Regions from separate parts of the Homo sapiens genome. Here regions 1, 2 and 4 are each linked to region 3. A link is a loop called in an ENCODE intact Hi-C map of the cell type or tissue named here. Cell type or tissue: Calu3. All regions are shown on one strand.

Region 1 (8,000 bases), 770 kb before region 3:
CAGTGGCTCACGCCTGTAATCGCAGCACTTTGGGAGGCCGAAGCGGGCAGATCACGAGGTCAGGTGTTCCAGACCAGCCTGATCAACATGGAGAAACCGCATCTCTACTAAAAATACAAAATTAGCCGGGCACGGTGGCACATGCCTGTAATCCCAGCTACTCAGGAGGCTGAGGCAGGAGAATAGCTTGAATCCAGGAGGCAGAGGTTGCGGTGAGCTCAGATCACACCATTTAACTCCAGCCTGGACAACAAAAGCGAAACTCTGTGTCAAAAAAAAAAAAAGTTCAGAGAGGTGATATATCAAAGTAATTGATTTTTTAACAGACACCTTGCAGGATTCTAACTATAATCCCGTTCACCCACTTTAGGCATAAAATGAAACCTGCATCTACTTACATGGGTATTTTTAAAGGGTCAGCCCTGGGCGTTGCCCATCTTATTGGAGCAATGTCAGTGCTTTCACTGCTGTGGCTGTTGTTGCCATGCAGTCCTGCTGTTGAAACCATCCCTGGCAGGCTGGCGGAGTCATCGTCCCCCAGGTTAGGCCGCAGGTGACCTAATTACGATGCCATCAAGACTTGGGTGCAGAGGCCCGACTGCAGCTGAAAGCCCTGGGTGTGTTCTGACACTACTGGGCCAGCAATCAATTCTCAGCATGTGGTGGATTAAGAAGCCCCTTCCGGCCGGGCACGGCGGCTCACGCCTGTAATCTCAGCACTTTGGGAGGCTGAGACGGGCGGATCGAGGTCAGGAGTTCGAGACCATCCTGGCTAACACGGTGAAACCCCGTCTCTACTAAAAATACAAAAAGTTAGCCGGGCGCGGTGGCGGGCGCCTGTAGTCCCAGCTACTCGGGAGGCTGAGGCAGGAGGATGGCGTGACCCCGGGAGGCGGAGCTTGCGGTGAGCTGAGATCGCGCCACTGCACTCGAGCCTGGGCGACACGGCGAGACTCCGTCTCAAAAAAAAAAAAAAAGAAGCCGCTTCCTATTGGTATTAAACTTGGCCGACACTGCTTGTTGACCACATGCCTGGGCTTCCAAACTTAGCATATCCGGTTACCCAGCTCTTTTAGCACATAGATTTCAGCTTTGTCTACAATGTACCACCCTGAGAGTCAGGTGGCCCCCTGGAACCAAGAATCCAGCTCTTGAGTGAAGCAACATCCAGGCTTTAGACAAGAGAGGAAATCTGATCCCGGGCCTGCCCATTTCCTGCTCGACAGTTCTTTTAAGGACAAGCGGTCCATTGTTTAATGGCCAATGACTGTTGTAAGCAGTGAGAGCATGCCAGCTTTATGAATTTCTGTGTACCCACCTGCCCCCCAGCACCTCATTCATGTACATCACCATCCACTTTCTTCCTTGTTTTCATGCATAGGAATATTTTCTTTCTTTTTTTTTTTTTTTTTTTTTTTTGAGACAAAGTCTCATTCTGTCGCCCAGGCTGGAGTGTGGTTACGCGGTCTCGGCTGACTGCAACCTCTGCCTCCCAGGTTCAAGTGATTCTCCTGCCTCAGCCTCCCGAGTAGCTGGAAATTACAGGTGCATGTCACCACGCCTGGCTAATTTTTGTGTTTTTAGTAGAGACAGGGTTTCACCATGCTGGTCAGGCTGGTCTCGAACTCCTGACCTCATGATCCACCTGCCTCGGCCTACCAAAGTGTTGGGATTACGGGCGTGAGCCACTGTGCCCAGCTGGAACATTTTCTAGGTCACTTGCTTGGTGTGTTTTTGGATCACGTTGCCCCTAGAACCCTTATTCTAGCTCGATTATAGTAGGGGTGTCTGACACAGACAGGGGATCTGGGAGCTCTGGGTAAGTGCCTTGTCATCTGGAGGATTCAGAGGAGTTCTTCCAGAAATTATGAGGTACAAACTGAATAATGTCCTAAGATATTTAGAGTGACACAAAACTTAGCCTACAAAGCAATGTAAAGTCCAGGAACGGTTATTGCCTGGGCCCTCTAATCTCTAAATTTAAAAATCTTTGAGCAGGTCACTGAATTTCTGAAGGCGGGGTTTAGGTTGGAAAGACACCTAAAACACTGTCCTTGGTTGAAAGGCTTCTGCAAGAGTGAAAGTTTGGCGGTGCTTCAAGCTATCCACGTCTATTGGGAATTTGTTCTCTGTCCAGAAAATGGGGATATGGAGGGAGTAAAAATCTCTTTGATTGCCCTTTCTGGTCTAATATAGTCTCCAGATGGAAATTACAACATTCTAAAGGAAAAACGAAAGCAAACATGAAACAGGATCAAAGAGAATCCAATATGATTCACACACACACACCAATTGAATAGCAGAAACACTCAAGAACTCTGTATGATGCTTTTAAAAACTTGTCTTCAATGTATGGATGAATATGATGCCATAATAATTTGTCAATTCAGAGAGGATAAATTGCTTTTGCTCTCTTCCTCTGCCTGTTGAATAACAGAGACAATATGGCGTGGTGGCCTAGTTGGAATGTAAAAGATCTAGGATCGGCCGGGCACTGTGGCTTACACCTGTAATCCTAGCACTTTGGGAGGCCAAGGCAGGGGGATTGCTTGAGCCCAGGAGTTCAAGGCCAGCCTGGGCAACATGGCGAAACCCTGTCTCTACAAAATATTAGCTAGGCACGGTGGTGTGCCCCTGTGGCCCCAGCTACATGGAAGACTGAGGTGGAAATATCACTTGAGCCCAGGAAGTCGAGACTGCAGTGAGCTTTGATTGTACCACTGCCCTCCAGCCTGGGTAACAGAGTAAGACCCTGACTCACATTAAAACAAACAAACAAATGGATCTAAGATAGTGATTTAGCTCTACTAAGTCTTGTTTGTAAGAATTTGGGCAACTCAGCAAGTCACCTTGCTCCTCAGTTTCATCATTGATGACGTGGGAATTATAATACTTTTCAGTTTCTGGAAAGACAGCAATGTATGAAACATTTAGTGTAAGACTCATCATATAGTATCATGTCAAATAGCTATTATTGTGATTATTATTAAGAAACATGCAAATATGCACTGCCTCAGGCTCATTCTTTTTATTTATTTATATTTTTTATTTTATTTTTTTTTTGAGATGGAGTCTCGCTCTGTTGCCAGGCTGGAGTGCAGTGTGGCACGATCTTGGATCACTGAAACGTCTGCCTCCCGGGTTCAAGTGATTCTCCTACCTCAGCCTCCCGAGTAGCTGGGACTACAAGTGCACGCCACCATGCCCAGCTAATTTTTTTTTTTTTTTCGATCTCTTGACCTAGTGATCCGCCCACCTCAGCCTCCCAAAGTGCTGGGATTACAGGCGTGAGCCACTACGCCCTGCCTCATTCTTTTTTCTCTGTCTCCCTTTCCTTTGTGAAGTGATTACTCGGAACTCCCGGCTCTTGGTCTACTTCAATTACTTTATCTTAGGTGTAACAAACATCGGAGTGGCTTGCATAATAATTTCCATTCTTCCCTTTTTAACCCAGTCTCACTGACTCCGACAGTCAGAAGTACACTTCCAATATCTACACAATACTTCCATCACAATTAACTTGAATAAGGGTCGATCTGTCTCCTCTAGCTACCTTAGATACACCGGTTGACCACTAGATGTCAGACTTGTTAAATAGTTAGGAATGTGTTACATCCTCACCCTTAGGACTTGAAAACCACTTTTTTTTTCTTTTTTCTTTTTTTTCTTTTTTGAGACAGGGTCTCACTCTGCTGCCCAGGCTAGAGTGCAGCGATGCAATCACAGCTCACTGCAGCCTCGACCTCCTTGAGCTTAGGTGATCCTCCCACCTCAGCCTCCCAAGTAGCTGGCACTATAGGCACATGCCACCATGCCTGGTTAATTGTTGTATTTTTTTGTAGAGATGGGGTCTCACTATGTTGCTCAGGCTGGGCTCAAGCATTCCCCCTACCTCTACCTCCCATAGTGCTGGGACTACAGGTGTGAACCACCTTTCTTGCTTTCTCTCTTCTTTGTAAGAAGCTTTCAGTGACTTTGGCAATGGTTCACCAGGGTCACATTACCACTGGTTTAGAATGTGCTAACATGTGGATCAACTTTGTCTGGGAGTCTGTGATTCATACCAATATAATTTGTTTTGTTCAAAGATACATTTTTAAATTGTATTTTTTATTGATACATAATATATGTATATATTTTGGGGCTACATGTGATATTTTAATACATCCACATAATGTGTAATGATCAAGTCAGAGTAGTTGAGATACCCGTCACCTTAAATATTCAGAGAGAACATTTGAAGGATAGATTGTGCGGTCTTTGCACCCATGTGATGGAACTGTGGGTACACACTTCTCTGTGGATTCAGATTATATTGAGGAATAAAGACAACTGTTAAGTCCTGAGGAAATCAAGTGATGACAAGAGAAACCAGGCTTAGAGAGTGGTCCAATAAGAGTGACGATCCGAGGCTACATCTAAAAGAAAACACTTACTAAGATTTTTTAAAAAGTCACCTAACTTTGCTGTAATCCCAGCAAACTTTGGGAGGCCAAGGCAGGCAGATCACTTGAGGTCAGGAGTTTGAGACCAGCCTGGCCAACATGGTGAAAACCTGTCTCTACTAAAAAAAAAAAAGAAAAAATACAAAAATTAACCAGGCATGGGGGCGGGTGCCTGTAATCCCAGCTACTCGGGAGGCTGAGGCAGTAGGATCGCTTGAACCCAGGAGGTGGAGGTTGCAATGGGCCTAGATCGCGCCACTGCACTCCTGCCTGGGCAACAGTCAGACTCCATCTCAAAAAAAAAAAAAAAAAGTCACCTAACTTTGTGTCTTAGACATCAAGGCTCTTGGAATAAAAGGTCTCTTTTCCTTTAATTGCACGGGGACTCTGAAGCTGGGCAGTAGGGATGTAAATTTGGAATTCTTAATCTGGTTCAAGAATCGGGTCTCAAAGTATTACTTACATAATTGCCTATGCTTAGCGACTTCAGTACCTAGTTCAGAAAATCATTTAAATATGGACCCCCTCCACCAGTAACACGGAGACTAGCCTTATTAAGAGGATGGTATCTTCAGTTTCCCATTTGCTTAAACGATGGCACTTCAATGCTGACGCCCTATGAATTTGAGCAATTTAAATAAATTGCAATATTCTACCAAATTAATCAAATTACTGCATGTAGAACATTGTTACTATTTGTTTGCCATCTGAATTGGTTCATTTTATGTGTCAACTGACTGGGCCAGGAGATGCCCAGGTAAAACGTCATTCTGGATGTGTCTGTGAGGATGTTTTGGATGAGATTAACATTTAAATTGGCAGACTCAGTGAAGCAGATTGCTCTCCCTGATGCGAGAGGACCTCATCCAGTCAGTTGAAGGTCTGAGTAGAACAGAATTGCTGGTCATCCCCTGAGTGAGAGGGAATTCTTCCTGCCTGACGGCTATTGAACTGGGACATCAACTTTCTTCTTGTGGCTTGGGAATGAAACTGAAAACATCCATTCTTCCTGGAGTCTTGAGTCTTTGAGCTGGAATTTTATCATCAGCTTTTCTGATTCTCAAGTGTTCAGACTCAGACTGGAACTATACTATTGGTTTTTCTGGTCTCCAGCTGGCTGACTCACCCTGCAGATCTTAGGACTTGTCAGCCTCTGTAATCATGTGAACAAATTCTTTTTTTTAAATTATTTCTTTAATTTTTTATTTCCAAAGGTTATTGGGGAACAGGTGGTGTTTGGTTACATAAGTTCTTTAGTGGTGATTTATGAGATTTTGGTGTACCCATCACCTGAGCAGTATACACTGCACCCAATTTGTAGTCTTTTATCTCTCACCCCCTTCCCACCATTTCCTCCTGAGTTCCCAAAGCCCACTGTGTCATTCTTATGCCTTTGCATCCTCATAGCTTAGCTCCCACTTATGAGTGAGAACATATGATGTTTGGTTTTCCATTCCCGAGTTACTTCACTTGGAATCATAATCTCCAGTCTCAACTAGGTTGCTGCAAATGCCATTAATTAATTCCTTTTTATGGCTGAGTAGTATTCCACCGTGTATACATACCACAGTTTCTTTATCCACGCATTGATTGATGGGCATTTGGGTTGGTTCCATTATTTTGCAGTTGCAAATTGTGCTGCTATAAACATGCATGTGCAAGTATACTTTTTCATATAATGACTTATTTTCCTCTGGGTAGATACCCAGTAGTGGGATTGCTGGATCCAATGGTAGTTCTACTTTTAGTTCTTTAAGGAATCTCCATGCTGTTTTCCATAGTGGTACTAGTTTACATTCCCACCAGCAGTGTAGAAGTCATGGGAACAAATTCTTTAAAATAAATTTCTTTATAGATGCACATTCCTATTGGTTCTGGTTTTTTGTTTTCCCTGGAGGGGCCTGACTAATAATACACCATCTGGCATTTACTTTTTCTTCTTAACAGTAACCTAGTCTCTTTTTTGGAAATTACCTCACCCATAATACATGCAGTCAATCACAGTGGGACTTCAGGTGCCTGCAATCCTATTACCAAGACTAAACTGGATGCTTTTTTCATTAGATAATTGTAAAGGTAAAAACGTTAACAAGATGAAAAATAATACCTACAAAACCCTGACTCTGGGCCAGGCACTGTTCTGTATTATTTGTATTCACTCTTTTAATCACACAGCAACCATTATGCTCATTTTTTAAAAAGTGAAACTGAGACACAGGAAGTGAAATGCTAATGGTGGGGCCAGGATTTGAGCCGTAAACATTCTGACTGCAGAGATTGTGAAGAACCAAATAAGAGTCTTGGATTTTTACCCAGAACACAGCTAGAAGCCATGAAGAGGTTTATTTTAGGAACCTCGTATAATCAGATTAGGTATTTTTTGAAACCTCCCATCTATATTTATGTGGCTATGTTCACCTGAAGAGGTGGCCCAGAAGCAGTGAAGGCAGCCCAGACAAGAAATATTATATTCACTGCTTCTGGGCAGCCTTCGCTGGTCAACATATCCAGATACAATAGGAGTTGGATGGCCGGGCGCAGTGGCTCACACCTGTAATCCCAGCACTTCGGGAGGCCAAGGTGGGCAGATCACTTGAAGTAATGAGTTCGAGACCAGCCTGGCCAACATGGCAAAACCCTGTCTCTACTAAAAATACGAAAATTAGCCAGGCATGGTAGCGGGTGCCTGTAGTCCCAGCTACTCAAGAGGCTGAGGCAGGAGAATCACCTGAGCCTAGGAGGCAGAGGCTGCAGTATGCAGAGATCAAACCACAGCACTCCAGCCTGGGCTGCAGAGTGAGACTCCTTCTAAAAAAAAGAAAAGAAAAAAAGACTTGGAGGAGTCTTGACTGGGACCGGGACCTCATTTGGGCTACTCATTCTAGCAGATCTACCTCTTTATTTCCAAAAACACTAATTAAAGCCCAGCACCCCAAATAAGGGCTTTCTCTCATTAGCTCCCAAATTACCACCTGACAGACTTGTGACTTCCACTCAGGTTGTTGGAAACATTCTGCCAGGATCATGGTGCAGAGGGCTGGAGAGTGGGCACATGGTTGGAGCTCTCTCTCATTGCCTTACAGCCAAGGTGCAGGGCCTGCGCTCCTGCTGTCGAGGCTGCCTGGTGGATTCAGATCCAACCTGATGGTCTAGTTTCCCCTCAGGTGTGTGAGTCCCGACAGGCTTCCCAAATTCTTTTTTTGCGAGTTAACTAGAATGGGTTTCTTTGCTTGCAACTGAAGAATTCAGACTAATGTTCTGAGTTATTTGTTTAAGACTTTAGGATATATGTTTAAATATAACACAATTGGCCCAGCATGGTGGCTTGCGCCTGTAATCCCAGCACTTTGGGAGGCCAAAGGAGTTCGAGACCAGCCTGGCCAACATGACGAAACCCCATGTCTACTCAAAATACAAAAACTAGCTGGGCCTGTAATCCCAGTTACTCAGGAGGCTAAGGCAGGAGAATCACTTGAACCCGGGAGGCAGAGGTTGCAGTGAGCTGAGATTAGCTACTGCACTCTAGCCTGGGTGACAGAGTGAGACTGTCTCAAT
Region 2 (8,000 bases), 610 kb before region 3:
TTTTTTAAAAAAACAAAAAACAATGTCACTATAACAAATCTGAAAGGTGTGGCTGCTTTTCTCACGTTCATGCGTTTTGGCAACTTGTAGTTCCTTAAGGTGTGACGGATACTCTCTTCTTCCCAAATGTACTTTCTTCATCTCCTTTAAACCTCACATTAAATCCTCATTATTTGCTGATTCCCTGCCTGGAAATTGCCTACTTACTAAAATTTGTTTGTAGCCCTCAAATCAATAACTCATGGAGCTTTCACGGTTATTCATGGCCATTCACAGAGTGGCAAATTCTCAAGTCACCTAACAGTCACATGACCAGCTGATGTCAACCAAGACAATGCTCGGCCTCCTGTTCCAGCTCTCATACTGTAAACAAACATCCTTTTTGTGGGACATGTGGTGCCACATTTTTTGCATTTATGCTTTTGGTTGACAATCTTGCTATTTAAAATGGCCCCTGGGCATGGTGGCTCATGCCTATAATCCCAGCACTTTGGGAGGCTGAGGCGGGTGGATCACCTGAGGTCAGGAGTTCAAGACCAGCCTGGCCAACATGGTGAAACCCCGTCTCTACTAAAAATACAAAAATTAGCCAGGCGTGGTGGCACACGTCTATAATCCCAGCTACTCGGGAGGCTGAGGCAGGAGAATCGCTCGAACCTGGGAGGCAGAGGTTGTAGTGAGCTGAGATCACGCCATTGCACTCCAGCCTGGGCGACAAGAGCAAAAACTCCATCTCAAAAAAAAAAAAAAAAAAAAAAAAAAAGGCCCCAAGAGTAGTATTGAAGTGCTGTCTAGTGTTTCTCAATCAGGGAAGGCTGTGGCGTGCCTTACGGAAAAATTAACGTGTTAGATAAGCTTCATTCAGGCATGAGTTATAGTGCTGTTGCCTGTGAGCTCAGTATGAATTAAAAATATACATTAAATAAGATGTCTTTAAACAGAAACACATATGCATGAAGATTGTGGGTTGATCCATTGACAAAAAAATGTGACCAGGGGCTTGCAGGAAACTTATCCTGTATTTCCCCCAGGATCAATGATTCAGTATCCCCTAATTCAGCGTTCAAGGTAACTTTATAAAACATTGCTACTCTGGATAAGAAGAATCACACATGTGTTTGTGTCTTATTCCCTCTGCTGGAGAACACTGATGAATGTTTTTGTATACTGCAGGGCTACAGTAACCAAAACAGCATGGTATTGGTACAAAAACAGGCACATAGAGCAATGGAACAGAATAGAGAGCCCAGAAATGAGGGAACATTCCTGCAACCATTTGATCTTCCACAAAGCTGACAAAAACAAGCAATGGGGAAAAGATTCCCTATTCAATAAATGGTGCGGGATAACTGGCTAGCCATATGCAGAAGATTGAAGCTAGATCCCTTCTTTACACCATATACAAAATTCAACTTAAGATGGATTAAATACTTAAATGTCAAACCCAAAACTATAAACTCTGGAAGATGACCTAGGCAATACCATCCTGGACACAGGAACGGGCAAAGATTTTATGACAAAGACACCAAAAGCAACTGCAACAAAAGCGAAAATTGACAAATAGTATCTAATTAAACTTAAGAGCTTCTGCACAGCAGAAGAAATTACCAACAGAGTAAAGAGACAACCTATAGAATAGGAGAAAATATTTGCAAACTATGCATCTGACAAAGGTCTACTATCCAGCATCTATAAGGAACTTAAATTTACAAGAGCAAAACAAACAACTGCATTAAAAGTGGGCAAAGGACATGAACAGACACTTTTCCAAACAAGACATGTATGTGGCCAACAATCACATGATAAAAAGGTTCAATGTCACTGATCATTAGAGAAATGCAAATCAAAACCACAATGACATACCATCTCACACCATTCAGAATGGCTATTACTAAAAAGTCAAAAAACAACAGATGCTGGCGAGGTTGCAGAGAAAAGAGAACACTTGCACACTCTTGGTGGGAGTGTAAATTGTTCAACCATTGTGGAAAGCAGTATGGCAACTTCTCAAAGAGCTAAAAACAGAACTACCATTGGACCCAGCAATCCCATTACTGGGACTATACTGAGAGGAACAGAAATCATTCTCCCATAAAGACACATGCCAATGTTCACTGTAGCACTATTCACAATAGCAAAGACATGGAATCAGCCTAAATACACATCAAGGACAGATTGGATAAAGAAAATGTGGTGCAGCTACATCATGGGATACGATGCAGCCATGAGAAAGAATGAGATCATGTCTTTTGAGGGAACATGGATGGAGCTGGAGGCCATTATCCTTAGTAAACTCATGCAGGAACAGAAAACCAAATGCCACATGTTCTCACTTATAAGTGGGAGCTAAATGATGAGAACTCATGGACACGAAGAGGGGAGCAACAGACACTGGGATCTACTTGAGAGTGGAGGGTGGGAGGAGGAAGAGGAGCAGAAAAACATTAAGTATTGGGTACCAGGCTTAATACCTGGGTAATGAAATAATCTGTACACCAAACCCCTGTGACACGAGTTTATCTGTATAACAAACCTGCGCACATACTCCCAAACCTAAGATAAAAGTTTTAAAACAGGACGTTTTCTGTAACAATAACACATACAAAACTCTCATATTCTATACCTCCTAACTTCATTCTTTCATAGGTAACATTATTTGCTCTTTTGCTTATCGTATTATTTTTAAACCAATGCAATATCTATTTTAAAAAATGTAATAAAGTAAGAAATACCATACTTTAACTGTTATGATAATTATAATTCTGAGCCACTGTTCCAAGCAAAATGGTTAAAATATTTCCATGTAAATGTTCATGTAATACTTTCATGTAAATCTCCCATAATACTAGGTCAAGGGTTCTTAATTTCTCTGTCTCTTATTTAAACATATCAACCAAAGTGACAGGTTCTGAGAGTTTGCACCTTTTTAAAGTACCACAATAATCCATCCAGTGGAACATGACACCCAATGGATAAGCCCAGAGGAGCCGTGTGACTTTCAAAGGAAAGTTCTGTCATTCAAATCTGTGCTCATTGAATCTGGACTAAAAGAATCATGGTTGAATTATTCGTTGAATATTTTGGTAAATGAGACACTAAAATAACTGTATCCAACCCTGTGGCATCTTGCTTAATAAAATAACTGTCTATAAAAATGTAAACCCCAAATGATCTTCAAACACATATTTCATTGAATATCTGAACCTGTTTCCACTTGATTCCTTCCCATTCCCACTCCTCACCGCTCTCTCCCTTTCTCTTTCTTTTTCTTCTTTCTCAAATAAAAAGAGAGAGACATAAGCAGAGTGTTAAAAATAAAGGATGATCTAACCAATACGAGACTGAGAGTCCCAAACTGCTGCTAAATTACTCAGGACATTAGAGTCAGACTATGCCTAGAATAGAAAAAGGGCAATTTTCAATCTTTTTCTCCCCAAAAGGCCCAGCAACATGGGGAAGAAAATAGTGATCATTTGCTTAATTGTCTGATCCTCTGATCACTAATATGGAAAGACACATTCACAGATATTCTAGAACATGCCATGTGGTATAATAGAAGGAACAATGGCCCATGAGTTTGAAGACCTTGGGTTCTGGCCTTCCTGTTAACTATGATATTGGATGAGTCTCTAGACCATCCTGATTTGCTCACCTGTGTAATGAGAATAAAGATACTTGGTGTGTCTATTCCATAGGACTGAGGTAAGAATTCTTGGAGATGATGTGTTGGAGAGTTCTGTGTTAACTACAGACGGAAAGTAATGTATGGAATTACTAGATATATTGTACTTTCAGGTCACTGCATAAGTTTCTACTCAAAAGAAAATTATAGCAAGTTCTTTTATAAATGAAATATCCTTTTGAAGATCATTTTGAGTATATAGGTTTTTTTTTTTTTTTTTTTTGAGATGGAGTCTTGCTCTTTTGCCCAGGCCGGAGTGCAGTGGCGCGATCTTGGCTCACTGCAAGCTCTGCCTCCTGGGTTCACGCCATTCTCCTGCCTCAGCCTCCCGAGTAGCTGGGACTGCAGGCCCCTGCCACCACGCCCGGCTCATTTTTTGTATTTTTAGTAGAGATGGGGTTTCACCGTGTTAGCCAGGATGGTCTCAATCTCCTGACTTCGTGATCTGCCCGCCTCGGCCTCCCAAAGTCCTGGGATTACAGGCGTGAGAGTATATAGTTTTATATAGAGTTCTTTTTTAAGTGAGATACCACAGGGTTGGACCTAGAGTTATCTTAGTGTCTCATTTGACAAGTGTCTCTTCCTTGTAGAACTGCAATGAATTTGCACTGCCAAGATTTGTAAACAATATCGATTAATTACATGTGTCTGTTGCATCTTGAATATACTGCCAATGATTTTTAAATATTTTTTTAAATTATCTCAAAATATATTTCAATTTAAAACATGTAACTAGTTTTATTAAGTGTTTAATGGATACCTCAGTGTCATTAAACTATATTTTTAATTTTCTATTTAATTATTAATTCTTTCTGTTCCCTCATTCCTTTTATTTGTGTTATCACTTATCTTGCTACCCAAACGTTGCATACAATTAATCAGCTGATCACTATTTTCTATCAGTAGCTTCCCCATGTTGCTGGGCCACTTGGGGATACAAAAGATTGAAAACTACTCTTTTTCTATTCACATATTTATTCAACAAACATGCACTGGGTGCCTACTATATTGGTGATGGGATTGGGAGTATAGACAAAGCTTCTATCCTCAATGAGGTTACATTATAGAGAAATACTAAGCAAAAAATGTCTTGGACAGGGCAGAAAAGACAGCACTGCAGTTGCACCCGCACAGGTGATGTCCCTCAAGAACGCAGTTCCTGGAGCTGGGACCACGTTAATTCTTCTGTCTACCTGCAGAGGGCGCCATTGCACCAGGTACGCTTTCAGTCTCACCTGGTAAAACTAGAAGATGGCAGCTTTACAAAGAATTTCAAGAATCCTAAAACAGTAAAGGGGTCTTATGTGGGCTAATTGCATGAGGTGCTGAACTTAAGTATCTTCAGTTGCTGGAGAAAAGCAGAAATTCTGCGTTTAAGGGGAGAAAATGGAGGAAAAGTGAGACAGGTGTGTGTGGATACTGGATGTATTCATTTGTTTCACCTTGTGCCCGGCTTTTCCTAAGGCCTGGAGACCCGGCGATGAACGCAGTTGGCTATCATTGCTCTCAGAGGGCTTACTTTGTACTGGTCTGTGGTGTGACAATGTAGAATAATGTGAATAAAGTAATAACAATGTCCAAAATTTATTGAATGCTTTCCATGAGCCAAGAACTATTCAAGAATTTCACATACATTATCTTGTTTAAACTGCACAGCCGCGCGTTGAGAAGAGGTGCTATCAACTTTCCCATTTTGCTGATGAGGCAATTTAGGCTGGATGAGAGGACGAGACTGAGTACTACTTTCTTGGTGGAGGCGACAGTCAAAGCCAGGCATTAGACCGGAATCGACTCAGTTAACCACTAGGCTGTGTGTGACAGCTGGAGGTTAGGGAACGCGGAGGCAGAGAGAGGGAAGCAGCGGGTGCAAAGGGCAGAGCTACTTCGGATTTTATGACGGTCAAAGGCCTCAATGAAGAAAGAGGTAACATTTGTTTTTGTTTTGTTTTTGAGACGGAGTCCCACTCTATTGCCCAGGCTGTAGTGCAGTGGTGCGATCGCGGCTCACTGCAACCTCCACCTCCCGGGTTCAAGCGATTCTCCTTGCCTCAGCGTCCCAAGCAGCTGGGACTACAGGCGCCCGCCACCACGCCCGGGTAATTTTTGTATTTTTGGTAGAGATGGGGTTTCACCACGTCGGCCAGGCTGGTCTTGAACTCCTGACCTCAGGTGATCTGCCCGCCTTGGCCTCCCAAAGTGCTGGGATTACAGACGTGAGCCACTGCACCTGGCGAGAGGTAACTTTTGAATTGAAATCTAAATTGTAAGAGGGAATCAACTCCAGGAATATCTAGAGGCAGAGAGCACCATCGGTACAGCAAGGGGGACTGCCCTGAGCAGAAAATAAGCAGGGAACGTTTCAGAAAAAGTCCAGGAATGGGACACCAGCAGCAGGGTGGCTAGAGCTGGAGGGAAGGGAGAGGTTATGTCAGGGCTGAGCCGGGAGCCTACGGAGCCCTGGCTAGGGGCTCAGGTTCGCTATCGCAATGGAAACTCCTGGGAGCTGTGAGAGCAGTGATATGATGGGATTTACACGTAATTATTTCTCCGCTTCTAGGAGGCGACTGGATGGTAAAAGCAAGAGCAGGTAGCAGACTTTTAAATAACAATAATAATCGTGGTAATGATACAATAGGAAAACAACACAGCATTGGTGTTATCTTGATCGGTGAAATACATTAGTTTTTTGTTGTTGTTCCAAATCAGCCCACTTGGTTCTGTTACTTATCTAACTAGAGATCAGTCTGATATGACGCATGGTGATTTTGAAATACCAGCACAGAACATCCCTGAGATGACGGTGATCTGAAAAGAGCCCTGGCCCTGTTCTTGTAGTGTCCCCTCCTCCATCGCATGCGCACACTAGAGGCTGATGGTGGTTCGCGGATGCTACCAAGAAGGTACAAAAAGCTGATTTTACAGGGATTTGTCTGACCCGTGTACAATTATCTCTCAGAGTTTCCACCTTTTGTTTCTTCACTCCTCCTATTTGCCAAAACAGTCACTGGTTTGCAGAGACTTCCCTCCCCACACTCTGCCCTCCCGTACTCAGTCCTGCAAAACGGAGCTTGTGTCAAATGAAACAATCTCCGTTTCCTGGTGGACATACTTCCTTGATCTCTGGGGCTTCTGCCCTTCTTTTTTTTTTGAGACGGAGTCTCGCTCTGTCACCAGGCTGGAGGGCAGTGGCGCAATCTCGGCTCACTGCAACCTCTGCCTTCTGGGTTCAAGTGATTCTCCTGCCTCAGCCTCCTGAGTAGCTGGGCCTACAGGCGTGCGCCACCACACCCAGCTAATTTTTGTGTTTTTAGTAGAGATGGGGTTTCACTATGTTGGCCCAAATGGTCTCGATCTCTTGACCTTGTGATCCGCCCACCTTGGCCTCCTAAAGTGCTGGGATTACAGGGGTGAGCCACCATACCCAGCCTTGCCTCCTTTTTAGAAGAAGATTATGATAATACTAACAATAGCTTGAAGATAATAATGAGAATAATGAAAATAAGTATTGCTTAAAGTTAAAAATAATGAAAATAAATAATGCTTGAAGAGAATGATAATGAAAATAGTAACAGCAACAATAATAATAATAGTTAACATTTCACTAGCATTTGCCATGTGCCAGGCACTGTGATTGTGCTTTATAGATTAATTATTTCTCCAAACAACCCTGTGCAGTGGGTGTATTATTGTTACTTCTATTTTTCAGAAAAGGAAACTGAGGCACAGAGAGTTTACAGGATTTGTTCTTGTTGCACAGCTAATAAATGGCTGCATTGGAATTTGAACCCAGTTGTCTGGGAAGAGCCATTCTAATTTGGAGAAATATTTAGTACAATCTCTGATCAAGGACAAATCCTAAAATGTAGCTTGGAGAGCAGTTTAATATCCAATGGCAAGAACCGCCATTCATTTTGCACCAACCTAATGCATACTCCTGCTGAAAAAAAGAGGCCTACGATATTCTTGAGAGTGCAAGGAAAGGATAGTGACATCACCTGATCAATGCAGAAAGAAAGGATTATAGTGAGACAAAACTTTGCAAGACTCTTAAGAAACAGTGGCTTTAACTTCATCAAATTTGCTACCTGCTCTTAGTTGAGTAACAAGTAAGTCATCTGTCCTCTCTGAGCCAGATTCCTGAAAAACAGGTAATTTAATTATTTTTTTCCAGCATCACTGGGGGGGTGGTTATGAAAATTGAAGGAAATTATCAATGTAAAAGCTTTCTGAAAGCTTGTAACATATTATGCAAATGTAAGATTAACTATATCTGCAATGCAACTGATTATCAGTTCTTTAGTGAAGTGTAATGATAATT
Region 3 (8,000 bases):
CATAAAGCGGTTTCACTTCACTAACATCACACAAAGATGACTGCCAACTCAAAGGATTCCATGATGCCCTATAATATGCTGGGATACATCAGACAGCTGTGCAAAGACTGTCTGAGGCTAGGAACTTGATCTGCCATAATCTTTATTACATAAGTCACTGTGTCTCTCGTGACCCTCAAATGACAGCCTATTTAGACTGAGAATGCCTGCTAAGGCAAAACATTCAGCATCATAGTGGATAAACTGTTTCACAACTACAGATCAGTTGCCAGTTTGGTTGTCGGGGTCCAGGCATAGCTATGCAGTCTAATTGATTTTATTTTCCAATAAAAATCTTTTTCTAAAAAAAACCAAACAGAATGTGCCAACGGAAAGCATGCTTTGTTTTAAAGCAAGCTACACAAGCATCATCGCATCGCCCTCTGAAAAACACTGGCAGAAACAGTATTGCATGAGCTAAAAAGTAGATCCTATAGGTTCTCTATAGTTCAGTTTTTAAAGTTTGAACAGCCTTTTAATAGTGACCATTCACGCTTAAGAAATTAGAAAAATATAAATTTCATCTTTCATCACAATGTTTCTAGAACTTTTTAAATTACGCTTTTAAATTCTATATAAAGCAACTACTTCAAACTACGACAGAGGAGTTGGTGTTAATGTGACTGATTTCCCAAGAATATTAGGGGGTAAATATCCCATTTTTTAAAATGTACCTGATAGAGTAATACTTACAGATGAGATGTTTTAGTTAATGAGAGTTCCTCTTATGATCCTGTTATTTATTACACGAGGTAGAAGAAAAAATAGAACAAATGCCTGTTCCGACTCCCTGCATAGTAGAGGTTGGCTCTATTTTAAATACATTCCTTAGCTTTGGATTTGGGTCACCCTATTCTGCATCTCCCTATAACTGCTAATTCAAAATCCCCTAAGGTTGTTTCAAATGAATTTCTGCTGAAGAATCTCAGCACTTGAGATGATGAACAAGACTCACTTTCAGGACATCTTTCCTTTCCTTCCCATCTTCCTGCCTGCTCCCTTTATCTTTCTAACCCTTGTCCTGTAATTCTTAACCCAGTCTTTTTGTTGTTTTTTTTCTTTTGAGACAGGGTCTCACTCTGTCACCTAGGCTGGAGTGTAGGGGTGCAATCTTGGCTCACTGCAGCCTCAACTTCCTGGGCTCAAGGAATCCTACCACCTTAGCTTCCTGAGTAGCTGGGATTACAGGCACACACTACCAAGCCTGCCTAATTTTTGTTTTATTTTTTGTAGAGATAGGGATCTCATTATGCTGCCCAGGCTGGTCTCAAACTCCTAGGCTCAAATGATCTTTCTGCCTCAGTTTCCCAAAGCGCAGTCTCCTAAAGTCGGTGTCCCTGACCCACCATGCCTGGCCTTGATCTGGTCCCTCTGTGGTAACAGAAACAAGGTTGGAGGGATAGGTGTGTGTTTAACACACAGGATATGTATGTCCCAATTTTCTTAACCTATTCTATCACACACACACACGTGCGTGCACACACACACACACATATACACATCCCCACTCAAAAGGGCTTGGTCACTGTGTCTCCAAATCAAAGGAAAATAAAAGATGGCTAAGGACATAGTTTGGGAATGAGATAATAAGATATAATCGGGCAATTTTTTAAACCACCAATAACCTCCAAAATTAAAACCCTTTAGAAATTGGTAACTTATGAAGTCACAAAGACAACATGCACAAATATCATAGATTCAACTATAATACAAGTCAATTAACATAGGAGAAAATTTAAGTCTGTTTTCCTTTTTATTTTATAAATGTATTTTATTTTATACTTGTTTAATCCATCTTAGACCTAGCACATCCTAGGGTTTTATATACTGATCAAATTGCTCTGCTAGAGATGCTTAAGTTCAATAGCAGTTTCCTTTCAAACTTATCCGTTTTTAAGAAATGGGAGTCTGTTTTTTTAAATTTTATACATGTTTATTTTCATTATAAATTTATGTAAATCACTTTGGACCCAGCATGTCCTTAGGTTTTACCCATTCGTCAAACTGCTCTGCTGTGAGATAGCCAAGTTCGATAGCAGTTTCCTTTAAGGTTGATCCATTTTTGTGTGCTGTCTTAGCAATCTTTGCTGCCTTGTCATACCCTGAAGAAAAAATAAAAAGACGACATATGGGTTAGCAGTGATATTTGGTTTCCTAAAGCAAAAGGTGACATAATTGTTTACTTGATATTGATGCTATATGGGCCTCTTAAATGACATTTTTTGTTTTTAAATTAGTTAACAGTGATTATCTCAATAATCATTTTTTATGTAGAACATTTACTTTCCTTAAGAAATAAACACTTAAACATACCTCACTTTCTCCAACAGATTTGTTCCTAAGTTGAAATTTTCCAGTAACTTAGATATTTTGAAGGGGAAAAAAGTAGAAATTATAGCACCACGACATAAAAATATACATCTGGGTATATTTTTCAAACAACATGTTTAACTAGAAACAATTATCTTTCTAAAGAAACATTAACAAGCTAAATGCTCCAGTCCAGCAGAAAATAAAGCACTGCACGTCTGGCAACTGTGGTGAGTGGCTCTGAGAGGGGAGAAGTCCTCGCAGTGAGGCAGGCGCAGGCAGGGCCTGGGGAGGGGTGCCTCCAGAGCTGCTTCCAATGGCTCTTCTCTATGTGGCTCTCCACTGCAATGGCTTCTATACCCTGGCCTCCTCCCAGACATTACAGGGACACAAATAGGGAGTCTGGGCAGAAATACAGACTGCACAAAAGATCACAGGCATACTGTTTACTTCAGAGTTATTTGCTTTTCAAATTAATAAAAGTGGGGGCAGGGCAGTTCTGCAAGCTGTCTTAACATATATATATATATATATATATATATATATATATATATATATATATATGTCAAGAAGAAAAAGCAGGAATGAAAATGAAACCAATGCGGGAGAAAAAAAACAAGATCAGAGAAATATGACCAAAAGGAAGAAGCTTGCTGAGGCAGTATACATCATCAATAAGATGGCATGTGTCAATATGCAATTATTAATCAGCTATAAAAGAAAGCATGGGCATAGTTACTTTTATTACTTAACTGAATTTGTGAATGCTAAATATGTTGAAAAGGGCATTTATTGATCTGAAAGGGCATTTATTGATGCCATTTACTGAAAAGGGCATCTTTCTTAAAGCAGAAATGCTTTGAGAAAGAATTTGCATGTTAAACTCTTGAGATCAATATATATCCAGTACTTTTATTTTAATAATGGCTTTAAAGTCTAAGCATTTCAGCTGTCAAGTCCAACAAGACACTATTGGCAACCAGCCTGGTACATAATGAGAATATAGGGAACCCATGATTCAGAGGGTTGTAAGGCTCACACCAAGTCAACTAGTGAGGTGGTGTTGACCCATCTCATTCTCATATGGCCTCTAACAATTCTTTTTATGTCACAATAAGTTGATTCCAATAAAGATTTGCCAATCATTCAACTTTAGGAGACACCTCTAATTTAAAGTTTTGGTAACACATTCTGAAGTAAAGATCTGATGAAAACTGCTCACACGAGCCTCTGGGTTCCCCTTTGTGTTTTTCCAGATGTAGTTGATGTACCATAATTTTAAATGGATCAAACATTATTACCAATCTCAATGCCACACCAAAAAACTGATATCATACTGGGCTCAGAGCTACCTAAAAGAGTCAAATGAGCTCTAATTTTAAAAAACTGTAATTATAGCTTGATGTGAAACCAGGAATATAAAATTTGCCTTGAAAGTTCAAGATTATAGAAGAAGCAGTAGCCATATTATGCCAAATAAGTGAATCATAACTTGTTCTATAACAGAAAGGCAGAAAATATATTAACCTCTGCTTAGCAGAAAGGAAGAATGGGTAAAAGGCTTTTAACACATCATAATATAATGCAACATAATGCCTCAAAATCTACAAAAGTGTAAACAGTTTATTTAATGGAGATCTCTATGGTCAGTCTACTACCCAAATCTGTATGTTTGATTCTACATAATGAAATATTTACAGTTCCAAAAAAGACTTATAATACAATAGCATGGTTTTAGACAAAATATTTGCATTTTCCTTCCTCCCTTTCACTATAAGCAATGAATACATAAACTTTTTCTTTTAATTGTAACTTTCCATTTCTGAATTGAATAAAACAACAAAATTAAAGCATTGTAGAGATCTAGGGAAGGTAGAAAAATGAGTTCATTCAATGTTGCTAATCAGCAGTGCCACCTAGTGACATTACCCACTGAAGGTCTTACAAATAACCTTCCCCAATGGTCTGCATAGAATATTTGGCGTCTGAATTCCATTAAAATCAAAATAAGTTTGAACTACTACTTCTCGATACATTTCAAATAAAATGAGGCATAATAGATCTAGTTTTGAAAGAACTATGACACCATACAAGTTATATAGTACCTTTCCACACAATTTCAAATATTTTGAGATTTTACTAAAACCATATTCAAAAGAAATTTGCTGTTCTCAAACACTGATCCACTTGTCTCTTAAAAATGGTTTAGCTTTTTAATTTTGCATTCAAAATGATATTATTATTCCTTAAACACTTACCTATATGAGGATTGAGAGCTGTCACCAACATTAGAGACTCATTCATCAGCTTGTTGATCCTTTCTGTATTGGCCTGGATTCCCACCACGCAGTTTTCTGTAAAGGAAACTGAAGCATCCCCCAGCAGCCTGGCTGAGTGTAACACATTTTTAATCTTTGAGTGAGTGAGAGAGAGAGAGAGAGAGAGAGAGAGAGAGAGAGAGACATTACTAAGGCAACATGTTTTTTGTCCAATAACATATTATTTTCTGGTTGACAGTAAATATACAATTCAATAAACATATAGATCTTCTACAAATTTTAAGGCACTATAACCAAGGAAACAAATGTGAAAGAAAGCATGAACATTTGAAGGCACAGAAATCTAAAAAAGGTGAAAAAGACATAAATACAAATGACTAAAACACAAAATAGCCCATAGCAAGTATTTAAAACAGAGGTCTGAAGTGTTAGAGACCATAGAGAAAGAGAAATTAACTCCAGTTGTCGGAACTGGTGAAATCCTATTTTATGGAGAGGACTTGGCCAGAGAAGGAAAAAGAATCTTCCACGCAGAAGGAAGAGGAGCAAAGATGCAGAGGTTCGAAAGTTCAGTATGAGTGTGAGGCAATTAGTAAAGTCAGGGCAAAATCTAATGATCACCAAATTTCTAGGTTTTCTATGCTTTAACGAATACTCCAGTCACTGTAAAATAACTTTTCATATAATATTAAAAAACAGTATAAAATCAATTAGTTTGTTTTGGCTTTGTTGGCAACATTTCCAATATTTATTAAGATATATCCAAATCCTAATATCCTCTGGTCTAAAACTCCGGTCTGAAAACTAGACTTCCAACAATGGACTCTAAGACATATAATCTAAGTTTTAATTTGCTACTAATGACCTTGTAATAAGGCAAATATTGATTATCTTTATTTTACATTAAAAATAAAATTTTAAAAAGATTAACAAGGCATTTATTGTTATGCACCTATAAATGCTGGGTATCTCGTGTTAACTGTTTGGAATCTGACCTGAGAGCAAAATTTTAACAGTCTGAGTTCTGCTCTGGCCTGTGTTTTTATTTACCACTAGGATATACATTCCATGAGAGCAAGAAATCTGTCTTTTCATTGCTCTATCTCTATTATGCATCCAGTACAGTGCCTGATAGAAAATGGTACTCAATAAATATTTAGTGAATATATTAAATATACTCCATATTTGTCATTTGCATATTCTTATAAAATTAAAATTAGAATTTAGAAGAGATTCCAAGAGAAAGTAAGCCCCTACTCTACTTTAGCTATAACACTTTGTCCAAATGAAGGACTCTAAATTATGGCAACAGCTCCACTATCTGCAGCTGAGGAAACTGATGAGAAATGGCGCGATGCATCTATCGATCTTCGTAAAGACGAAAGAAAAAGAACGGTTTGGGTGGACACAATGTTTTCAAGTATGTGGAAAGGTAAAGCCAGACAATGAAACGAAGTCTGACAGGGGGCAGAAGAAGAACTGGTGAAAAAATGTTCAAGAAAGCAGGGATGAAGAATGTTTCAAGGAGGGACAGTCAACATCAACTATTAGTAAGGGAAGAACTAACTGCGCAATGCCAGCTGGACTGAGGTAGTCACCAATGAATGGGAGAATAATTCAAGCGTGGAGGGGGCCATGCTGGGCTGTGGTGACTACAGCATAAATGAAAGTGAGTATGTGCTATCCTTCCAAGAAGACTGAATTTGAAGAAGAAAGCAGCAGCATGAGAAGGAGACAGGCTTGTAGGGAGGCATTTTATTTTTCTTAAACGGGCTATTAAAAAAAACATCAAATTGCTTAGGTTAAAAGTCAACTAATTTCTATTATCTAGGATTATTCTGGTAACTTAATAAATGCTTGACTTCCAACTGCTACTTATGTCACCCAACTACCCAATGTGGAATCACTAGAAGTCTTTATGAAATACAAAACCAAGATAATAAGCCTTTGGTCAAAAAACATTAAAAATCAGATTTAAAGCTTACCATCATTGGCTTGAAAACATTCAACTCAAAATGTCCATTGCTGCCTCCGACAGTGACAGCAACATGGTTCCCCATGACTTGGGCTGCAACCATGGTCATTGCTTCACACTGAGTAGGGTTCACCTTGCCTTCAAGAAAACCACCAATGACAGAGTAAAGACTAAATTTATGCAAATAATCAGGAGAATAAAGAAATCTAATTTCACTAAATAGAGTAAGATATACAATAAAGCAAGGCCCAACCATCAGTGTAATTTAATGAAACAAACCAACCAAGGAAGGTGGGATGGGTAGCCACAAAATGAATCATTCAAAGGCTAACGAGTAGCCACAACTACACATTAAATATAGTTCTCCACCTTCATGATTTTCATTCATTCTATACATATTTATGGAGCCAGGCACTCAATATACAACACTGAATAAGAAAGATGCAGGCCCTGCCCTCGCAGAACTTGGAGGCTAGGGAGAAAGAGCTGGCAATTATAAGGGGTAAATACAGAGTAGTGTATGCTGCTATCAGAACACTTATAAAAGCGACCCTTCACTAACACATGGGAGGCTTCCTAGGGGAAGGTGATGCTAAGCTAAAATTTTCCTATTTATCACGAGTCTCTGGAACCCCACTACCCTGCTCACACTCCTTGGACAAGCTCCAAGTTTGAATCAAACAACCCAGATTCCTCTGACCAGTACAAGTTAACACACTGGAAAGATTATTGGGTGGATTATTGCCTTTATCTGTGACTCCCCCAGTTCTCTTTCTTTTGGCAATCACCCTGGATTTGCAATCAACTAAACCTTTATGTCATTCTTCAACATGAAGTACTTTAAAACAAAATTTCATCTCTTCTTATTCTACAGATCCATAATTTCCATAAAAATCTAGAGTCAGGCCTTTCTCACTATTAAAAGTTACATTGTCAGTTTTAGCCCAAGCTACAGTGGCCTTTATGGATCTCAGTTCTGTCATCCATAGTATTGCTATCCCAACTTTGTTAACTGTTAATATGATTAGCATGTATTCTCTTCCTTCACCCTCAGTCACCAGTAAAGTGTTGAAGGGCAGAGCCCTTCAGCTTGTTACCAATATATTCTTCTAGACTGAAGTCACTTCATTAGTCACTTCTGAAATGTCACTGTTCACCCAGCTACATTCATCTGCCAGCACTGCCCACGCTTCTCCACTGGAATCAATGACTATCATGCGAATCTATCAAATGACTTGCTGAAATCCAGACATACACTGTTGTGTCACTTGCTATATCTAACAGGCATATAACGGAATGCAAAAAATGAAATAAGTGAAGTTTGGTATGACTTCTTTTTATTCAACCCGCGCTGATCACTTTAACAGCCTGCTCTACATTTTCTAATGTGGGATTCG
Region 4 (8,000 bases), 530 kb before region 3:
TATAATGTCATTTGAGAAACCACTATCAGTTGGGTGGCTTGAAGACACAGCATGGGTTGAAAAGTGATCTGAGCAGATGCAATGATATAAATATGGCTATATCAAAAAGGGTTTTAAATATAAGCTAAAACGCTTGTTTGAACATTATCCTGAGGAAAATGGGGGGATCTATTAGTTATTGAACTTCAGAAGAGACATGATTAGATCTGAGTTTTGGAAAGATCATTATAGATGCAGTGAAATGAATTGACTGGTGTGGGAAAAGAGGAAAAGGAATATGAGGTAGAAAACAGTGGCAGTTCCTAGTGAGATGTGTTGATGGTTGGAATGAGGAGTGAGATAGTGGGAGTAGAGAGAGGTGGACAGATCTGATATTTAGGAGGCAAAGTCTGCACAGATTTGGGGATAGAAGAATTTCGTCCATTTAGATTTGTTCAGTCTATGAGATGCCCATGAAACGTCCAAGTAGAGATCTATAGCAGACAAGACAGTTGGCCAGGAGCTCAGAAGAGAGTCCAGAGGTATATTTGTAGTGGTTATCATACCAACAATGGGCAAAATAAGGAAGTGCATAAACTGTGAAGAGCCAAGAAATAAGAAATCTCATGCCTGGGTCTCCAAAACCCTGAAAGTTAAGAGGCAAATAGAGAAATCTGTGAAAGGTACTAAGATGGAGGGTGATGAAGTTATGGCACAACAAAGAAGAGAGTAATGGAAGCTAAAAAGGAGTGAAAAATGCTGCAGTGAGGCCAAATTGAGGACTGAGAAGTAATCATTGAATTTTGCAACAAGAAAAATATCAGTGATCACAGCAAATAAGGTTTCAGTGTATAAGTGGGGGATACACACCAGATTCCAGTGAACTGAGAAATAAACTTGAGAGAGAGGAATTAAGAGACAGTAAATGCAGCTGAGTTTGTGAAAATAGGAGAGACATAGGAGAATAGCTAGCGTGGACCATGAATCAATGTAAGAGTGTATTATGATGGGAGAGAACTGTGGTGAGTAAGCCTATACAGATATGGCTGGTTAAGATATAAAAGTGAAATATAAGAATGAAATGTTGGGCATGGTGGCCCACGCCTGTAATCCCAGCACTTTGGGAGGCCGAAGCGGGTGGATCACTTGAAGCCAGGAGTTTGGGGCTGCAGTGAGCTGTGATTGTGCCACTGTACTTCAGCCTAGGTTATAGAGTGAGACCCTGTCTCAAAATGAAAATAAAAATAAAAAGGGATGAAACAACACTGAGGTGGTGAGAGAGGATGGGGTAAGAAGCACAGGGAAGCTCAACACAGACAGCAAGAGAAGCAAGAATGGGTGCACACAGAGTCAAAGTGTATTTGTAAAGCAGAGCGAGTTAAAACATTAGAGACATTTCCTCCTTGCTTTCTATTTACCCTGAAAGATTATGGTCTGATATTGAGAATGACTGAGAATGTAGCATGCCAGTAGAGGAAGTGGAGAAAGCTTTGAATAATCATCCCACTAAATAGGAGATCGATCCGATTACAGAAAGGATTGCCAGGAAGTCAGGAAGGCCTGATTGAGGTTGGGAACCATGACATCTTGGTAGCAATAATTTATAGGATTGAGTGACTTTTCAACAGCGACGTGCAGAATTTCAGATAGACACGGGAATACAACAAGATTGATCCAGGATCAGAAACTCTCTTGGTGGATGCACTGGGAAACCAAGACTGGAGGAAGTTGAGAGCATTTGTGAGTTGTAGTGTCTGATCGTTTTTGCTGTTGGTGTAATGATTTCTTTAATGTCACTCTTGCCTGTAAGAGGGGCAGTGATGTGTTTATTAATCATCACTGTACCTCCAGTGCAAGGATGGGGACATTTTGTGTGTGCATTAACAATTTATTAAACGCATCACAGTCCTACCTGCAAACCTGATTTATTTGGTTACTATTTTATCACCCTATCATATTGCAGAGATTTTTTACCTTGTGACCAACCAAAAGTGTATTTTATTCGAACTTAAGGCAAAACATTTTGACATCAGAGATGAAGAGACATCAAATCTATTTTTTAAAGAGGTCATGAAAAGAACATCCCTTTGTCTTTCCCGACACTCCATTTATATTACATACATTTTCCTTTCGGACACTTGTTCTGTTCTGTTCTCTTGGGTAAGTGTCATGTGTGGTTTAAACTCAGGGCTCTTCCTTCTTTGTGGAACTTTATCAGATACGTTGATGGTGACTAATTAGATGTTTCAACTTCAAACAAGTTAATGTTTCAACTTCAAGTTGAAAAGATTATTGCATTGAACTGTACTCTTTACCTTTGCTTCTCTCAAGAAAATGTTTATGGCCCTATTTTCTTATTCTCATATGTTTGCTTCTTAACTGTTTAATGATGTCACTGCCTCTCAATCAACTCTCTCCTAGGCCTCTACTGTCCTCATTAATTGCAGAATATAATTCCACAGAAGCCCCTTTATGATGCTGGAGAATTTTCACATAATTTGTATGATAGAGTCTAAGTAATACCTATGTTTCTGTCCCACTCTTTACTTTGAAATTTTGCACCTCCCTGCCAGTTTGCTTGCATCTTTTTCTCTGACTTTGCATGCTTGAAATCGATTATTTGGTAAAATGCCTCACCTTCCAGGTACAGAAGTGTCCCCAACCACACAACATTATTTGACTTTTAGTAGTAGTTCCTTAAGACATGTCCCCAGTATTTCCTTACAGCAAGTGCTCACGTAAAGCAGACGAATATTTGACAAAATCTGCAGGAGACACAGGTGGAGAGTGAACGAGGCTCACAAGTGGCTGCCATCAGCCCTTCCTTCCCGGCAGCAGTGTGGAGGGGCCGTCAGCTGCCAGACACTTCACACTCCACTGTTTGCTCCCGTTTCTCTTGTAAAGGGCTGGGTGGGACAGCAGGGGTGTGATGACATGATTCCCAGTGACAGAAATCTTGGCTCCTGTTGGCTCTAAGCTGGACAGACAAGAAACTGGATAAAAATTCTTTTAATAATTTGTTTCCGTTTACAGTACCACGTCAGTGACCACAAATTTATTAGGCTGCTCTTGGACATCTGTTAGTAAATCGGGCACATTCATCAAATGTGAGGCCCCAGATGGGAGCTGGAAAGCATTAATAAAATGCAGCCAATGTTCACGAAAAGGCAAGGCAGTGGAAATTTACCTATTGTAGAGGGAGGAGGTGCTCTCTGTGCTTAATAGCTCTTCGTCGTATACCCGACTGAGCAGAAATATCTCAGTGGAGCAATTCTGGGATTTATGTGATGCAACCACCTACCATCTTTGTCTTATCTCTTACTTTTCACAGGCATGAACCTGTCATTCTAGAAACACTAACCTACTCATTCTCCCTAAACTATATAAAAAAAAAGTCTGGATATGCTATTTTTCTAAGCTGGAAGTAAATGATCCGACCTTGAATTGTGATTAAAAAAAGATTATTTGCAGGATGTCATGACACTTTACAATGGCTTAAATTTTTGAAAAACTTAGGAAAAAAAAATCAAAGTATAACCGAAAGCAGTTGTTTCAGTTAATATGACATTATTTTAGGTTTAGAGATAAATTTCCAGCAGAAGAATTTGTCTCTTTATGATTTGTATGAATTCTTGCTATGGCCTTGCTGTTCCTCTGCTTGGGTTTTCTCTTTATGATTTGTACGAATTCTTGTTATGGCCTTGCTGTTCCTTTGCTTGAGTTTTCCAGAACGCCACACCATTTCAGTCCACAAATAATGGTTTGTTTCTAAGAGGAGCTACTATTTGCTCATAAAACTCATTTTCTATGGAATAAAAGCAGCCTGTTTAGGCTGATTCAGAACCTGTAGAACATTTTCCTGTAGTTGGGCAACCGCTCTCCTTGCTTTTACTTAGAGAAAAAATTGATTAATCGAAACCTATGGATAATAGCTTTGGGAAGTTTCATTTTCTATTTGTAACTAAACATTTTCTATGTCATGAAGGGTCAAGGGAACCTAGGGTTTTTCACTTTAAGGTAAACCTCCAGTTACAGCTTAAACTATGAACGTGGAAATGTCTCCTATATTGTTAAGTAAAATATGCAAGATAAAACAATCTATTTTTTTAATGTTAATATTCTCTGTTAAGTGCATTCAATTCAACAATGTTTACTGGTTACCCAACATGTGTGAAACACTATGTAGGGGTTAGGGACAACACAAAGAACAAAGTCCTTCTACTTATAAAGCTCATATTCTAGTGAATATGTGGCTCAGACTTCGGGAAATGTCCTAAGTCAGACCATGATGTGTCAGTGTGGGACAGCCCATGCCCCTGTCAACAGGGGTGGTGTTTGTCATGTCAAGATATCCTTGGAAGTGGTCAATCTTAAATTGTTCTTGAGGTCAATCTGACAGTCGGATATGAGACTTTAGAAAGCGTGGCTAAGAGTAAAATGAAGAAACTGTTTACTCTTTTTCTTCCACTAGGAGTCACTTGAGCCCAGACTCTGGGCCTAAATATACCTACAAGATTTTAGTGATATTGGCCACTGTCCTGAGACATGAGAAGAGCCTCAGAGAAGTAGCTTCTAAAAGACACAAGGATAGATCTGGGCTGGGAAAGGGTCGTAGTTACCCTGTGTGCTGTGTTTTTCTTCTTCTATCCCTGGAGCTCAACAAAACCTTGTGAAAAGTTAGAGTCTGAGAGATCACGGAGGAAGTCTGTGAAGTGGTACAGGCTGCGTAATACCCCGGGCACAAGCAGTGCCCTTGGCTAGGGTCAAAGTGATTGTGCCAAGAAGTGGGGGGGGGGGGGAAAAGGCTGTAGCAAGAGTATGGGCTTCACAGGCCGCTGAGGGCAAAGAGACATGAGATACTGGTTCACGAGAGGCCCGAGAAAATGACCACATATGGGGAGTAGGAAAGACACTGAGTGGGGCTCGTTCCAATGATAAAGCCAGAGTGGGCTCAGGCCTTCAAAGAAGACTGGACAGACAGATGTGCTAGAATTTTAGCTATGGCTATCTCAGGGAGCTTTTCGTGAGTGCTTTTTATTTTCTTCTTTTTATTTTTTTCATGTTTCCCAAATTCGAAATTACAAAAAGCAAATTAGAGTTATTGCTTTTAAAGAATCCAAAATGTTTTAAGAAAAATGTATACATTATAAGTAACTACATGTGACATTTGACTCCTGTCCCTAGGCAGGGGCTGCTGAAACATCTACCAACCAATATCCATATCCAAACATCCAATATCCAAACAACCAATATCCAATATCCCAGGAAGACTTGGCAGATCAGTTCGTGAGGGCCAAGGGTTCACTGATGGTGCTGCCAAAAGTAAGAATAAAGATGGGGTGCACCCATCACTTCTCACACAGGAAGCCCATGACTATCCACACATACCCGTGTTCATGGATGAACCCCAGCAGAGGAAGAGGTGAATGTCATGTTTGCTAAAACAAATGAGTAAGCCTCAGGCCTTTGAAAACCAGACACTCCCTCTTCCTACGGGCATTCAGTAGAAGCAAAATGCTACTGATGCCTGGCAGATCCCTTCCAAAATTTGGTTTAAATCAAAACAGCAGTTATTACCCGAAAATAACACAAATCACAATCTGAGCATGTGCCTCCTGTGAAATGGAGATAATCAGAATTCAACATGGTGCGTATAATGTACTGTAATGGGCCTCAAAGCCCAGGTATTAGTGAGCACGGCAGGAAGCAGGAATTCTGGATAATTCAAGAGGCCCCAATCACTTGAATTTAATATAACTGCAAAATTAAAAAAAAAAAGCATTTTAGTCTCATTAGACTTGCAGCCTCCCTCACTTAAAGGGGAATTTTCAAAATTTGAAAATCGTATCAGATGTTACAATTGAGGTTTTTAGACTCATTATTTTTAAAAGGGTGACCTTTTACTGTACAGCAGGAACCTGTCTTGTGTGGTTTGAGACAAATGACAATGAAGAGATGGATATGTTCCTAGGATCATATTTAGGCTATAAAACATCTATCAGTGCCCTTATCACACTTTTTGTACTGCTGTAGTTAGCATCTCCTATCATTATTAGCTGTGATAAAAGAAAATGTTTCATGAAATATGACATAGAAATAGAATAAGCAGCATTGTTCTCAACTGAAATACAGGAGGGGGAAAACCTAACTCATTCCTCATCTGGGAAATAAGAAATACCGCATTATCTTTAATAAAAGATAAAGGGACCTGACTTTTCAGACAGCTCTTACACAACTATCTATGGCCGCTTCTGGGTAACAGATATAATCGTACATTTCTCTGTCATTTTCTGAGTGGCTACCCTGATGAATAGGCACATCCTTAGATGATATCTTCTGCTCTAGGCCTTATTAGCTTTATCCAGTGCTTTTTACTTTTCTTTTCTTTTCTTTTCGTCTATTCTTCTTCCCTTCTTCCTTTTTAAGGAAAGTTGCTTATGTCTTATTTCTTTGCCAAAGGAAATTCAAGTCGGCTTATAAAAGGAACACATATATGCAGAAAGGAAAGTGAGGCTCTAAAAAGAAGAAGAAAGCAAAGAGGCCAGCCAGCTACTGGAAGAATCAGACAATGCCACAGGACAATTGTGCATCGTCCATTTGGTCTGTGTAGCCATGTTCATTTTTGTTTTTTCTAGTGGACAGTGTAGAAATATCAAGCTCTGCTGTAATAGGAGATGTTCCTGTGTGTAATTAAACACATCTCCAAATGTCCATTGAACCCTGGCCTCATTATGTTTGTTCAAGTTCTACAAGATAAAAGACAGAAATTCTAATTAGATTTCCAGCTGCCTTTTGTATTTTCCTTAATAGCTGACAACTCTAATAAACAATATATATTTAAAAAACCAATCAGATAAAAATGAGAGAGGTCACAAAACTCTGGGACTGGCATTTATAGATGCATGTGCTGTCCAGCAAAAACCAAAAATGGAATTAGGACAGACAGATCACCTGCTGGTCTCTAACAAACGTACTGTGTTGGCATGATGCCGACACACCAGGTATGAATCCCAGCTCTGCTCCTCGGTTCTGCTGGGAGTCTCAGGGGCTTCATCTGTGAAGTGAAGGTGACATCCCTCGCCTGGAGCAGTGTTCATGCTTTTAAATCAAATGTATCTGGGTTTGAATACTGGTTATCTCTCCTATTCGCTTCATGATCTGAGACTTACATTTTTAAATATTTCTTCAAATTTTCTTTCTTTTCTCTTGGAGTTCAGAATAATATATATCAAGTTCTCAACATGATGTTCAGCACATAGTTGATGCTCAGTAAATGTGAGCTTTCTTGCCCCCTTCCTACTTACAAGAACTAAATGAAAGGACAACATCCAGCATGGTACCTGGGGAGACCCAATTGATTAATGCTCATGTGTGATAGTTCTTTTTTGCTGGAACTGCAATATAGTGATAGAGGTGGGAAGTGAAGGCAGCCAGAAACTCAAACCTGAAAAAGCCTTTATCAACGGGAAAGATGGTCTGAAATAATGGCAGACATCCTGGGGGAAATACCCCCTACTTTGGCAATGAAAACTTCAACGTATGGCCTTCATGAAGACCTTTCAGTACATTCTAGGTTTGGGGACTTTGTTGTGCAGAGCAATTGGATAATTATACAAGTCAATGGAAACAACAGTCACTCGTTGCATTACAGAATGCAGTATTTAAATGCAAACGCAACACCAAAAACAAATAAGGTGGGGAGTAAAAGAAAAGAGTGTGGCTAGCTTCTAGGTTAAATAAGACAGTTGGTCCCAACAGGTTGGATGTGACGGGACTGCACTGGATGGCACTGATCACTTTGAATGGCAGACATCACAGAGCAACATGTGCAGACTTCTCACTTTCTGTACACTAGAGCATTCCCAAGAGGCAAGAGGCCACCAAAAGAGAGATTCTTGGTGTTGTTAAATGTGTAAAATATGCCAGGCAGAGTGGCTTACACCTGTAATCCCAGCACTTTGGGAGGCCATGGCAGGTGGATTACTCGAGATCAGGAGTTCAAGACCAGCCTGGCCAACATG

What was found. A loop is a pair of places that touch in the nucleus more often than their neighbours do. Peaks named below come from ENCODE experiments on the same cell type or tissue, not always from the same donor. Only the 100,000 strongest peaks of a DNase experiment are listed, where the experiment ranks them.
Region 1: a loop joins it to region 3, with 6 times the contacts of the local background. A loop is called at or near these places in 18 of 110 quality-filtered maps.
Region 2: it touches region 3 in a loop (7-fold over the local background); 16 of 110 quality-filtered maps call a loop at or near these places.
Region 4: a loop joins it to region 3, with 4 times the contacts of the local background. A loop is called at or near these places in 7 of 110 quality-filtered maps.

Annotation. Positions count from the first base shown.
Region 1 is chr1:240,728,924-240,736,923 of GRCh38, forward strand. No RefSeq gene overlaps it. Among named protein-coding and RNA genes, the nearest start is that of GREM2, 120 kb to the left of the region's middle. In Calu3, a CTCF peak has its summit at 3,552 (motif pointing right); DNase peaks (open chromatin) are centred at 1,228 and 3,578.
Region 2 is chr1:240,883,342-240,891,341 of GRCh38, forward strand. The region is part of intron 6 of RGS7 (regulator of G protein signaling 7); the gene reads right to left. Among named protein-coding and RNA genes, the nearest start is that of MIR3123, 240 kb to the right of the region's middle. RefSeq lists an enhancer at 4,769-5,296. In Calu3, a CTCF peak has its summit at 4,868 (motif pointing right); a DNase peak (open chromatin) is centred at 4,870.
Region 3 is chr1:241,495,830-241,503,829 of GRCh38, forward strand. It overlaps FH (fumarate hydratase), which reads right to left. Exons shown (of 10, transcript NM_000143.4): 8 at 6,614-6,741; 9 at 4,608-4,761; 10 at 1,774-2,141. The coding sequence ends at 1,999. Among named protein-coding and RNA genes, the nearest start is that of FH, 20 kb to the right of the region's middle. In Calu3, no CTCF peak of the experiment used is centred here; a DNase peak (open chromatin) is centred at 4,272.
Region 4 is chr1:240,962,804-240,970,803 of GRCh38, forward strand. All of the region lies in intron 4 of RGS7 (regulator of G protein signaling 7), which reads right to left. Among named protein-coding and RNA genes, the nearest start is that of MIR3123, 170 kb to the right of the region's middle. RefSeq lists an enhancer at 7,312-7,882. In Calu3, a CTCF peak has its summit at 4,481; a DNase peak (open chromatin) is centred at 2,848.